2 separate regions of the Homo sapiens genome follow, and region 1 is linked to region 2. A link is a contact called in ENCODE Hi-C or POLR2A ChIA-PET data. All regions are on one chromosome and are shown on one strand. The core of a region is the stretch at or near the end of the contact, and the rest is flanking DNA. Distances in the headings are between cores, read along the strand shown. Region 1 overlaps LOC105376208 (a long non-coding RNA gene). Region 2 has its middle 200 kb from the start of KLF4.

Evidence for each region. A loop is a pair of places that touch in the nucleus more often than their neighbours do. ChIA-PET counts read pairs that join two places held with the same protein, here RNA polymerase II (POLR2A). Pooled maps may share reads with other maps.
Region 1: a loop to region 2 is called in a map of heart left ventricle, with 2.9 times the contacts of the local background. The contact joins two enhancer-like sites. A Hi-C loop is called at or near these places in 3 of 168 maps with a recorded cell type or tissue (CD14-positive monocyte, gastrocnemius medialis and heart left ventricle) and 6 of 50 pooled maps. POLR2A ChIA-PET finds 5 or more read pairs at or near these places in 1 of 52 experiments (GM12878).

The regions. Positions count from the first base shown.
Region 1 is chr9:107,764,560-107,771,140 of GRCh38, reverse strand. All of the region lies in intron 2 of LOC105376208 (a long non-coding RNA gene), which reads right to left. The region is part of intron 2 of LOC105376209 (a long non-coding RNA gene); the gene reads left to right. Among named protein-coding and RNA genes, the nearest start is that of KLF4, 280 kb to the right of the region's middle. Within about 2 kb of position 2,777, at least 5 of the 41 ENCODE cell types and tissues checked have a DNase peak (open chromatin) inside an H3K27ac peak, as active enhancers do.
Region 2 is chr9:107,681,964-107,689,045 of GRCh38, reverse strand. No RefSeq gene overlaps it. Among named protein-coding and RNA genes, the nearest start is that of KLF4, 200 kb to the right of the region's middle. Within about 2 kb of position 5,310, at least 7 of the 41 ENCODE cell types and tissues checked have a DNase peak (open chromatin) inside an H3K27ac peak, as active enhancers do.

The sequences.
Region 1 (6,581 bases), core at 1,528-4,027, 85 kb before region 2:
CAGTCTCTACCTCAGTAAAATAAAATACATAAACAAATATTATTTATTGAGCACTTTCTATGTGTTATTCAGTACTCCAAGCATTTTACATATAATAATTTCTTAAGTCTTTATAACAACTTTATGAGGTAGATTTCATTCTTACTATCAACACATCAGGAAATTGATGCACAAAGAGATTAAATATCTTGCCTGAGGTCACTCAGCTAATAAGAGGGCCAGCAGGAATTTGAATGTATAGACATATGGCCTCCAGGGCCTCTGGTCTTAATCCCTACTCAAGATAACATATTATTTTACTCAACATTTAATAATAGCATGCATAAAATGTAAACCATGTCCAAAATTCTTTATTGTGTTCATTCTCACTGACTTCAGCTTCTAAAGGATTTCCCTTAGTATCTCTAGTGAGAGGTTTTATTTTAATTCAGGAAGGCAAAAGGTGGGCTAAGCTCATCTATGCCTCTGATCAGTTGAAGACTCTTCAGCTTTGGACTGATTGTCATTCTGGCCAGGAGCCTTTGGGCAGGGAATTAGTTCTGTCCTAAGGTGGCTGATGAAAAGTGGATTTGGACACCTTCTTTTAGCTCTTCTCACCCTAATCCTGCTCTGAAGAGGAAGAGAAGGAGGGAGAATGACATCTATTGAGCACCTGGTTTATTACCAAAATACATACTTTTGCTAAATTCCTGGCCTTATAACGTTTGCATTATTTTCTCCATTTTATAGGTGAGGGAACTGGAGTTCAGAGAGGTAGAGTGACTTACCCAAGGTCACTCAGATAAACTGTGGCACTGACCACACAACCCTGGTCTTTCTGGCTCCAAAGCCCAAGACTACCTTTCCCAGTGCCAAACGAGGCTTTCCACAGCCTCTTGTTCCAGCAGTGTCCTGAGGGAGGGAGAGATTTGGCCTGCTCATGAGGCTCCAGTCTATGTTTCCATGACAAGGCCATGTGGTCAGCACAATGCAAGTGGGAGGAAGCCTGCATCAGCCAGGGCGTGAATGAGGGCTGCAAGTCAGGAGCTCAGCACCTCCCATCCATCTGCCTTACCTCCCACAATTTAACTATTACCCTCACCGCCCACCCCCAAGATCAGGACAGGAGAGAAGATGCTGGGATTGTATGCGTGCTTCTGTGTTGGCCTTGCAGTGAGAGATGATCAAGAAATACTTAGAAACTCTATGTGCATGCAATTTGGGTACCTCCTGAGTGTGAAGAGCTCATTGATCCCATTGCAAGTATTGGTGGGCCATCAGATGAAAGCTCCAAATTCATAGTCCCCCTAAGAAAACCACCCCATTAAAACACTAATGAACACACTAGCAGGAAGGGAATGGAGGAGAGAAAAGGAAGCAGATGATATTCTTTCAAAACCAAGGATTCCTCAGTAATTCTTTTCCAGGTTTCCAATTCTAGCTCTATGAGAATCATCCACTGTTATCTTGGGGAAGTGACTTGATCTTTCTCAAGTGACTTCGTCTGTAAAAGGGTGGTAGTAATACTCATCACTGGGCATGGTGGCTTAACACAGTGCCCAGCATCCAGTAGGACTTCAATAAATGGTAGGTCCTTTCATTGTCCTTCTCTGTGGAAACAAAGGCTAACAGAACAGAAGTCCTGGAGCTTACAAGAAACTCTAAAAATGAACAAGTTGGAGCCAAAAGGAGGCTGGGAGAGTAGGAATCTTTTGAGCCCTGTAGCATGATGGGGATGAAACTGGTGGGGATGAGGAAGAGAATGAGGCTAATGAGCAGGAAGGGATGGGAATAACCAGGCAGCAGCAGCAGCAAGCACAGTACCTCTGGTTTAGAAGGCTCTGGCCTCTTCCTGCAGACGAAGGGACTGGGGCTCCTGGCAACCTTTGCTGCCTGTCGCACTGTGAGATGAAAGAGACACCGAGGGTATGGGAGGGGGATTGAGAATGAGAAAGGGGCCCCACTTTGGCCCCAGCCTCTAGCGTGACAAGTAAGAGGAGAGGCTCTGGATTCTAGTCCCCCGCTCCCCTGTTTTCTAAGTTATGACCTCCGTAACCCCAGGCAAGTCAGCTTACATCTCTGAGCCTCAGATACCTCATTTGTAAAATGGGCATAATGATAATTCATAACTCAGAATGTCGCAGAAATGGTTAATTGAGGGAAAGTTATGTAAAGCACTTAGTATAGTTTATTCATTTAGAAAACACTCAGAAGTTGTCGTTATTGCTCTTATTATTATTATTATATTTTATCTTAATGATTGTTACAGGGCCCCTGTGAAGTCGCTTTTATGCAACTCTTTTATGCTCTTTGAAAAGTCTCTGTAACAGAATCCCGCATTGTGGCTCAAAATGAGTTAATGCTGCCAAACGTCAAATGGGGTTGCATTCATTGCTATTCACTGGGCCACTCTGAACCTCAGTTTCCTCATCTGAAACCCAGGATGGTCTGGACACTGCAGGGTTATTGGGAGGACTCCACGAGGCAGGAAATGGAAAGTGGCAAGCACCAGGCTTGGCACAGAGAAAGGCTTGAGAAATGGGAGTTCCCTTTCTTTTCCTGCTGGCTTCCTGGGAAAGTGCACAAATCCAGGTTAAGGACCCCCTGGGGCTTCTCTGGTCACCTGACCGGAGAGTTAGGGTGGAGAGCAGGAAGGGGGTGGTGTGATGTGGAACAGGTCAATTTCTTTTTCCCTGTGACCCTGCAGTTTGGAAACACACTCCCTATCTGTAGTGCTATTCTCCTGCCGGTCGGTCCCACCGTGGTCATTCCCAGAACAATGGCAGGATACAGGCCTGTGCTTACGAGCAATGGCATGCAGCCGTTTGAGCCAGGTTGAGTTGGACCAGGCCAAACGGGGCTTATCCTAGGCATAGAGAGGGCCAACAGCCTCGACATCAAATGCAGCAGCCTCCTGCTGCGGCCCTGGAGTTTTCACCTACTGCAATTGTCAGGGAGATCCAAGAGTTAAGTCCAAGGAGTTAGGGAGTTCTTGGAGACCTGGCCGAGAGGTGACAGAGGGACTCAAGGCTCCCTGGAGCATTGATTTGAGGGGCTCCACACTTGCAGATTTCCCTCCCACTCCTATGGGCACCAGTTGGAGTTTGGATTCCTAGTGTACCCTAACAGATCTTTACCAGACCCTATGCTTTCCCTGATGATAATATAATAAGCTGCCAGTTTTTTACTGGCCAATTACTAAGCACAGTCAAATCATTATTTGCAGATTCCATATTTGCAAATTTGCTTACTCGCTAAATTTACTTATAACCCCAATATTAACATGTGCAGTGTTTCGGCATTTTCATGGCTGTTCACAGACAAGCACAGAACAGCAAAAAAAAATAGTTGCTTGATGCACACACACATTCCCAGCTGAGCGAGGCCATGCTGTACCTTCTTTATTTTCTTTTATTTTTTTTTTCCAAGATGGAGTCTCACTCCGTCACCCAGGCTAGAGTGTAGTGGCGTGATCTCAGCTCACTGCAACCTCCTCCTCACGGGTTCAAGAGATTCTCCTGCCTCAGCCTCCTGAGTAGCTGGGATTACAGGTGCATGCCACCATGCCCAGCTAATTGTTGTATTTTTAGTAGAGATGAGGTTTCACCATGTTGGCCAGGCTGGTCTCACACTCCTGACCTCAGGTGATCCACCCTCCTTGGCCTCCCAAATGCTGGGATTATAGGTGTGAGCCATCACTTGCGGCCCTCTACCTTTTTTTTCAGCTCTCATCCTATCAACAGGTGTCCTTTCTGCAGTCTATTTAGTGCCATAAATTTCACTTTTTTTTTTTTTTTGCTTTTATTGGAGATTTTACTGTTTGAAATGGTCTCCAGATATAGTGCTGAAGTGCTGTCTGGTGTGTTTAAGTGCAAGAGAGCAGTGATGTACCTTCAGAGAGAATATACATATTAGATACGCTTCATTCAGATATGACTTAAAGTATTCTTAGGCATGAGTTTAATATTAATGAATCAACAATGATATTAAATAAGGTACCTTTAAAAAGAAACACACATACATCATGGTTATGTATTGATCAGTTGACAAAGATGTTGTGACCAGAGATTTTTCAGGAACCTAATCCTGTATTTCCAGTAAGAGCAATGGCTCACTATTCCAGTAATTCAGTGTTTGCAGTGACTTTATAGAACATAATTGCCTCAGAAAAATGGAATGCCACTGTATTTGTTATTTTATGTAATCCTCCAAACAGCCACGGAAATAAATATTATTGTTTCCATTTTACAGAGGTGACAATTGAGGCAGAAGGAAATGGGCTTTCCTAAGGTCACCCTGCCCAAAAGTGGATTAAACTGATCTGCCTGTAGTGTTTGCATCCTTCCCCCTGCACTGGGCTGCTGTTTGAGGGACTACTTCCCAGAGGGCTGGTGTGGCTCTCACATTCATATGAGCAGGATGTGTGAGCAGGCCCAGAGCACTGAGATACAGCCTTGTTCTCACCTTATGAGGAAACTGAAGTCTGAAGAGAGCAAGTGTTAGATCCAAGAGACTCATGGCGGCTGACCAGAGACCCACTGCAACATTTGCATCCTCTGCCTTTACTAGAGAGTACTACATGAAGTAATTTTGGTTCCTAAAACCTCATTTTGTAAGATTCCCATGAGCCTTTCTTTGGGGGGAAAATACTGACTTGTTTTCTTTTTTCTTTTTTTTTTCTTTCTGAGACAGGGACTTGCTCTGAAACCCAGGCTGGAGTGCAGTAGTTTCATCACTGCTCACTGCAGTCTTGATCTCCCAGGCTGAAGTGACTCTCCCACCTCAGCTTTCCGAGTAGCTCGGACTACAGGAGCATGCCACCAAGCCTGGCTGATTTTTCTGTATTTTTTGTAGAAATAGGGTCTCACTATTCTGCCCAGGCTGGTCTCAAACTCCTAGGCTCAAGCCATCCATCTGCCTTGGCCTCCTATAGTGCTGGGATTACAGTTGTGAGCCACCATGCCTGGCCTGATTTTCTGAAAAAAAAAAAAAAAAAAAAACAAATTTATATATATCAAGCACCAGGCACTTACATCATTTATTCTCACAACAACTCTGAGAGGTACAGGGTATTACCCCTATAATTGTCCTTATAGAAGCTCTGCCCACATGCCTTCATTATTAACCTCTGCACACCAAAGGCTGCTTAACACAAAGTGAGCACATGTAATTTTCTTTTTTTCTGGTCATAAGAGTCTATTTGGCCCAAGCACAGGGCAAGGCAGAGGGCATAGAATCAATGCCCCTGTGAACAGCCCTCTGACATAGTACAGCTTCCTTGCTTCTCTGTTGGTTCAGCCTTTAGTCATGATCCATACCATCACCCAGGGCTCTCCATGGGACTGAGCTCCAGTAGCTTATAATAGCAACTGGCTTGATGATATTTCCCTCCCCTCTGTGTCTCAGATCTAGCAAAATTTGTTGGGGCCTCCTTCCAAATAAACTACCCGCACTCAGATAACAGCTTTCCATCAAAAGGACAATGTTCTGGGAACATGGACGGGAAGTGGTAGTGGTGGAAGCTCTGTTTTTTTTTTCCCATTTATCCTTCATTTCTCCATTATTTATCCTTTATTTCCATTATTTTTTTCATTTATCCTTTTATTTCTCTCAATTTTCATTTTATATATTTTAAAGATTGATATGAGTGAATACAAATTTGTAAATGTTATGTCTTACAACTGAATTGATCTCTTTATCATTAAAAAAATTCTTCTTTATTTTTGGTAATATTTTTGGTAACATTCCCTCTGAGAACTAAACAAGACAAGAATGCCCACTCTCACCACTCCTCTTCAACATAGTACTGGAAGTCCTAGCCAGAGCAATCAGACAAAAGAAAGAGATAAAGGGCATCCAAATCGATAAAGGGGAAGTCAAATTGTCACTGTTTACTGACAATATGATCGTTTACCTTGAAAACCTTAAGGACTCCTCCAGAAAGCTCCTAGAACTGATAAAAAAAAAATTCAGCAAAGTTTCCAGATACAAGATTAATATACACACATCAGTAGCTCTTCTACACACCAACAGGGACCAAGCAGAAAATCAAATCAAGAACTCAATCTCTTTTACAATAGCTGCAAAAAATAATAAAATAAAATACTTAGGAATATATCTAACCAAGGAGTTGAAAGACCTCTACAAGGAAAACTACAAAACACTGCTGAAAGAAATCATAGATGACACGACCAAATGGAAACACATCCCATGCTCATGGATGGGCATAATCGATATTGTGAAAATGACCATACTGCCAAAAGCAATCAACAAATTCAATACAATTCCCATCAAAATACCACCATTATCTTCATAAAATTAGAAAAAAAAATTCTAAATTTCATATGGAAGCAAAAAAGAGCCTGCATAGCCAAAGCAAGACTAAGCAAAAAGAACAAATCTGGAGGCATCACACTATCTGATTTCAAACTATACTATGAGACCATAGTCACCAAAATGGTGTGGTACTGGTGTAAAAATAGACACATTGGCCAATGGAAAAGAATAGAGAACCCAGAAATAATCCCAAATGCTTACAGCTAACTGATCTTTGACAAAGCAAACAAAAACATGAATTGGGGAAAGCACACCCTTTTCAACAA
Region 2 (7,082 bases), core at 4,061-6,560:
CAATATCTCATCTTCAGGCACTTGGCTTTTAAATTGAAGCCTTCAAGTTCTCAACTGAGAACTGACCTTGGCTTCTTGGCCTGCCATTTCTACAGAATTCTTGGCCAGGGAGCTCTACAGGATTCTAGGATTCCCTTGAGACCTTTAGAAGTTCTGCAAACAATGAAGTGTTCTCTACTGATTGTTGAAAGTTTATACTATGTCCTCTTGATTTCTATGTTGGATTGCAGATAAGATTTTTGTTTAAAAAAATAGTTCTACTGCTTTTTAGAAAAAATTAAAAATAATACCACTGCATTCAAATGGACAGGTTAAATTAATGGATCTGGAACATACCTAGAGATCAAGTTGGACTAGATCTGTAGATTACTTGTACTAGTTTTGTCAAGAAATAATTTCAAATACAAAAATTAGCCAGGCGTGGTGGCAGGCACCTGTAATCCCAGCTACTTGGGACGGAGAGGCAGGATAATTGCCTGAACCCAGGAGGTGGCAATTGCAGTGAGCCAAGATAGTGCCATTGCACTCCAGCCTGGGCAACAGAGAAAGACTCTGTCTCAAAAAAAAAAAAAAAAAAAAAAAAAAGAAAGAAAGAAAGAAAGAATTTCAGAAGCAAATAAAAACCTGGAACTGCTTGCAAGATAACTGAGCAACAAGCCGTTTTTAACTTTCTACACCACCCAGCGGGTACCACGTACCAGGAGCCTAATCACCTCTCCCCTGGTCTTCTCCTTGGCTCCTAATATCTTGGGCTCACTTATCCTGGTACTGCACTCCACCCTGCCTATTGCATCTCCACATTCTCCTCACTATGTGTCTTCCCATTTGAGAGCTGACATTTGCCTTTGATCTTGATGCTCAGCCTCATCCTCTCAGAGACACAGCCTTAGCTTGCCTTAAACACAATGTGGGCTTTCTTATATCAGACACATCTTGCATCTCTCCACCTCAGGCTGCCTTAGAGGTGGCATGGATTCCAGGTCTACTCAGCCCCTGAAATTTTGCTCTGCAAATTAGGACTGGACAGGTCCCATTTAGCATAACAGTCCATGAGGAATACAGTCATTTGTCACATAACATTTTAGTCAAGAAACCAAATGTACAATGGTGGTCCCATAAGATTATAATGGAGCTGAAAATTTCCTACTAGATCTAGTAACACTGTTGCTGTTGTAACATCTTAGTACAATGCATTACTCAAGTGTTTACAGTGATGCTGGTGTAAAAAAACCTACTGTGCTGCCAGTGGCATAAAAGGATAGCACGTAAAATTATGTACTTGACCTAATACCTGACAATGATAATAAATGACTGTGTTACTGGTATATATAATACTACATGTTCTATGATTATTTTAGAGTGCACTCCATCTTATTTAAAAAATTAACTGTAAAACAGCCTCAGGCAGATCCTTCAGAAGGTATTCCAGAAAAAGTCATTGCTATCACAGGAGATGATAGTTCCATGCATGTTACTGCCTCTGAAGACCTTCCAGTGGGACAAGATGGCGAGGTGAAAGACAGTGATATTGATGATCCTGACCCTGTGTAGGCCTAGGCCAATGTGTGTGTTTGTGTCTTAGTTTTTAATGAAAAAGCTTTTAAAATAGAATAAGAATTAAAATGTTAAAAATAGGAAAAAATGTATAGAATAAGAATATAAAGAAAATATTTTTATACAACTGTACAGTATGTTTGTGTTTTATGCTAAGTGTTATTACAAGAGTCAAAAACTTTTTTAAAAATTAGAAGTGCATAAAGTAAAAATATCACAGTAAGCTAAAGTTAATTTATTATTGTGAAAAAAATTTTTAAATAAATATAGTGTAAAAGTAAGGATAATGTCTTAGATATGTTTGTATACATCATTCATTTCCCAATACCTGTATGACCTCCCTGGAATTAGCACAGCTTAATATATATTTTGATATATACTTTATGCTCAAAAAGTGATTGGTAAAACAATAAACATGAGGATGAATGACAGATATAAAAACTCATGCAGGGGCCGGACATGGTGGTGGCACATGCCTGTAATCCCAGCACTTTGGGAGCCCGAGACGGGCAGATCACTTGAGGTCAGGAATTCAAGACCAGCCTGGCCAACATGGCAAGACCCCATCTCTACTAAAAATACAAAAATTAGCCAGTTGTGGTGGCGGGTGCCTGTAATCCCAGCTACTATGGAGGCTAAGGCAGGAGAATCGCTTGAACTGGGGAGGCTGAGGTTGCAGTGAGTGGAGACTGCACCAATGCACTCCAGCCTGGGTGACAGAGTAAGACTCCATCTCAAAAAAAAAAAAAAACAAAAATCTCATGCAGGTACAAAGAAGAGAGTATTTATTGTTAGTAGGGATATCAGAAAAGGCTACATGGAAGAGATGGAATAGGAATTGAGCCTCAAGAAATTACTAGACATGTACTTAACAAAGGAAAGAGAGGAAGACATTCCAAGAGAGGGAATAATGTGAGCAAATTGATGATGGGTAAAAAATTGGAGGCCAGGAAATCTTTCTGGTACAGCTGCCCTTTGTCCCTCTCCAGCGGACTAAAGGAGAAGATCCAGACTAAGAATCAATGTGAAGTTGGAAGAGGGAGACACTTATAGATCTTTGGGAAATGACTCTATGGGGCTTTACTTCTACAGGAAGAGAAGCTCAGACATCAAGACAAGGGGACTTGTTGAAAATGTGGAATAAAAGAAGTGGAATCAGATCATCAGGTGACCTGAATGCGAAGGCATTGGCCTTCTAGAAGAAAACGCTGTAAATTCAGATGACAAGGAGGTGCTGTGGTGAACAGGGACTCCAACCAAGGAAAAATTCTCTCCACATTTTACAGGCATTAAAGGCTGGTGAGGAAAGCTGTGTTCTTGGCTGAGGTTCTTATTCAGCTGATTACAGAGAGCAACACATACATGCATGACTAACAACCCCATAATAGGCCCTTCCTTTTGAGCTGTAATGGGAGCCACACTGACAGATGTGATGGGTGTTCTCAGCAACCCTCGAGGAGTGACAACTGCAGCGCTCACTTACAAAAAACAGGTGAGACTCACTCTTGAAATGTTCTAGCTGTTGGCCTGTGAGTGGGCTGGGTTCCCCAAGCATCCTAAACGTTTCCTCTGCCCATTTGGAAGGGTGATCCTACCATCTTAGCTGGGAGACCCTGTGAGGGCCTTCCTTACCTCCTTTTGGAGGCTCACTTTTCATATCTGTGAAATACAGGTAACATCACAAACAACTTTGAAGGGTGAATGTGAGAAAATGATGAGAAAATAGATGCGAAGGTTCTCAGGAAACTAAGAAAGATTAATAAATGTCAAAGGTTAATCCTATTTTTTACAAGCCAAGAACTTTACCTGGCATTCATTTCTGCATATTTCTGAGAAAATATGTGGTCTGCTTCTGTGCAAACCATCCAAAGTGTAAGCATTTTTTTTTCTTGATAAAGAATAACTTCTTCTCTTAAAAGGGAAGTGATGCTTTGCAAATGGCAAGCACATCAGAAATTTTGAGTATAGTCTTCTCAATGCCTCTCAGAGACAAAGGATAGCCCACCAGCATCTGCGACGGCTCTGAATGGGCAGAAGGCAAATGGAGCTGACCACAAGGCAAGGAGAGAAGGCTTTGCAACAAAGTCCTCTCCAAAGGAAACCACCAGTGACTTGCCACATCTCTGCAAGAGCTTAGAAACTAAAGAAAAAATGAACAGCTCAATTTCTTTTTTTTTTTTTTCTTTTTTTTGAGACCAAGTCACGCTCTTATTGCCCAGACTGGAGTGCAATGGTGCGGTCTGGGCTCACTGCAACTTCCACCTCCCAGGTTCAAGCGATTCTCCTGCCTCAGCCTCCAGAGTAGCTGAGATTACAGGCGCCCACCACCACACCCAGCTAATTTTGTATTTTTAGTAGAGACGGGGTTTTACCATATTGGCCAGGATGGTCTCGAACTCCTGACCTCGTGATCCGCCCACCTTGGCCTCCCAAAGTGCTGGGGTTACAGACGTGAGCCACCGCACCTGGCCTCAATATCTTAACATGTGCAGGCTAGGGAGAGTTTAACAAAATTTGTTTATTTGTAATTATTCGTAAGATTGATTTTTCTTTGTGACGGTATCTTATGTTCATGAGTTTGCTTAGAAAACACTTTCACTCTCATTATTTTATATAATCCTCACACCAAGCCATGCAGCTAGATAGTATTGTTATCGTTATTATTCCTTCTTAAGAGCTGAAGAAACTGAAGCTCTGAGGGACATGCGATCGACAGCAGGACTGTGATGCCAGAATCCCCAGTCCCCAAGGGCAGGACCCTGTCTTCCATCCCTCTTAGTGTCGGGTCTGTTGCTCCAAGCAGAAGGCTGTACATGCTTCCTAACTGAAGTATCTTGTTTGTTCCTGTGTGTATTCATTCCACACATACATGTTGGGCACAAATAAACGTTGTCGTGGATAACGACAAATTCGTATGTGAACTTAACTCTGCTTAAAACCTAGTGGGGAAAGGTGTGAGGGGAAGGAAAGGCAGGAGCCCCACAACCCTTTAGGATCAGCACTCCTGTAAGAAGAAGCATAAGCAGATCACAGTAGCTGAAGAAATTGGATGAGTCACCGTTGTCTAAACCAGTGGTTCTCAAACTTCTCTCTGAAGTAGGATTAGGCCTGGGCCTTGTTGTTTTTCCAGAGTTCCCTAGGTGATTCTGATAGTGACCAAAGTTTAAGTGACCACTGTTCTAAGTGAACTTTCCTCAGGGATGAGATTCCATAGGTGGTGACTCTGAATTTTTGTCTGCTTCTTCTCTGGCACCAGTATGGGGAGCGGGGCTTCCAATAGAGGTCAGTGGTTGACCTCTGCACATCGAGGCATTACTCCCATGTGAATCCACAGGACTCAGTCAGGGTTGCCAGGCTCTAGCTTAGGACTTGAGGAGGGGGACAGCGACCTGGGGGAAAGCTGGCTGGGGTGCTCTGTCCCTCCAGGGAAGGATATTGTCCCAGCAGCACTGTCAGGACGCCTTGCCAACACACACTTTTGCTCTTTAAATAGGGCTTTGTTCAATGAACATTGACTAAGCTGCTCTGGTGCTGGGGCAGAACCAGAGATGAATCAGGCAAATGTACCTTCAAGGACCTCCCTGGTTAGTGGGAGAGACACACACCTCTAATATAACTATCAGAAGTGCTGTAAAAAAGACAGGAGCCCTGGGAGGGAACACTTCAGTCAGCCTGGCCAGGGAAAGCTTCCTAGAGGAAGTGACATTTGAAATGTCAGAGTCCACAAAGCAGGGAAGGGGAAGCAAGTTCTCAGCAGAGAAAGCAGCTGGTGGCAAGGCCAGAGGGTGCCTGGGAAGAGTGTAGCTAGGAGGCTGGTGTAACAATGAGGCAGGATGTTGGGGACAGAGAAGAGGAAGGGGTGGCCAGATGAGAGGGTCCTGGAGCCCCAAGCAAGAGAGTTGTCTTAATTCTCCACAATGGGGAGCCTTCCCTTTCTCCTTACCCTTTGTTTTCTTCTCTGCCTTACTCTCCCCTTTAGGAGGTAAACAAAGGAGGAAGGGAAGGGGATGCAGAGGGAGAAGGGAGAGAGGAAGAGAGCCATTCCGCTTCCATTTTGGTTGGCTCCACCTTGAAATGCTATTGCTGTGTTTTATATGGAATTAGTAAGTTAATGACTTCTGACTCCATGAGAGACATCAGTGCTGGAGCTTCAACCCAGGAGGGCTGGGCTTAGCTCTGGGCACAGTTTAGGTAGGTCCAGTACAGCCTAGACTAGCGGTTTCCAACCTCTTGATCTCAAGGGCCATCCCTCACCTCCCGTGACGTTACTTAGGCTTTCAGTGCCTGTTGATTATGAATATACAAAAGGAAAAAAGCCAGCTGTTAATTCAGGTGCACTCTAGAGTAAACTTGCATTCGTTCTAGACAGTAGGATCCATACACATCTAAAAATCTGTTAGTGTGCAATAACTTTCATCAAAGGCCAATAGCACACATTGACAAACATTTGTAACATATGTGATAGAGCAAGGACTAATGCCTTTTATATAAAGAGTTCTTACAAATTACAAAGAAAAAACTCAACAACTCAAAAGGAAAAAAAAGGAATGGGCAAATGACATTAGCAATGGTGTTCACAGAAAAAGAAATAGAAATGTTTTAACTTCCCTCATAATGAAATATACACATATATATGGAATATATTATATATAAATATATATATAAGAAATATCTTTTTAAAAAAAAAATCTGGTAGAGTAGCAAAGACTAAAATGAAAAGGTGTCAACGGGAGCCACTTTCATCCACCCCTGGGAAAGTGTTAATAAGAACAAATTATTTGGAGGGCAATTTGACCACATCTATCAACATTAAAATATACTGTATTACTTGACACAGAAATTCCACTTCTAAACATTTATTCCTCATATAAAATCACACATGTTCTCAAAGGACATCCAATAAGCTGGATTCAATAAGGGGCGATCATAATGCTGCTTTATTTTTGCTCACCCTGTGAACTTATTCACTGGGTCCCTTATTTCCAAAGAGCAGTCTCTGTAATTTAAAAGCACACATTCCAGCATGTTTGCCAGAACTCTGAACAAATCTCATTTGAAAATTTCTCCCTTCTTCAGCCCAGGTCTGCTTCAAACTTAAATGCCAGCTGTGGGGGAAGGGGGAGACAAGGTTGTCCCCCCTCTTCCTCTCACCTCTTCACCCTCAGTATCTCCCTACCTGGGACAGGACCCAGAAAAAGAGGAAATAGGGAAGGGGGCAGAGCTTCCCAAGGCTGGTCCTGCTGGGAGCCGGGGATGCTGCCCTCTGGGCTGGGTGGTGTGTGTAGGTTCCCCAGGCATTCCGCCCTTGGGAACTCACTGGCAGTCGCCTGAATGCAGTGAGGCCTCCTCCTGGCTGCTGCTTTCTGAGTCTATCTGTTGGACTGTTGGGCTTCCAACAGTCCCTCCTCTGCCTTTCAAAGGGCGCTGTCAGGAAAAGCCCCATTCTAGGTGGCTCTAGTCTATCTCTTTCCTGCTGGCCCCTTTTTGGTTCCCAGACAACAGGGCTTTTTGCTCTCCTCTGCTGGTGG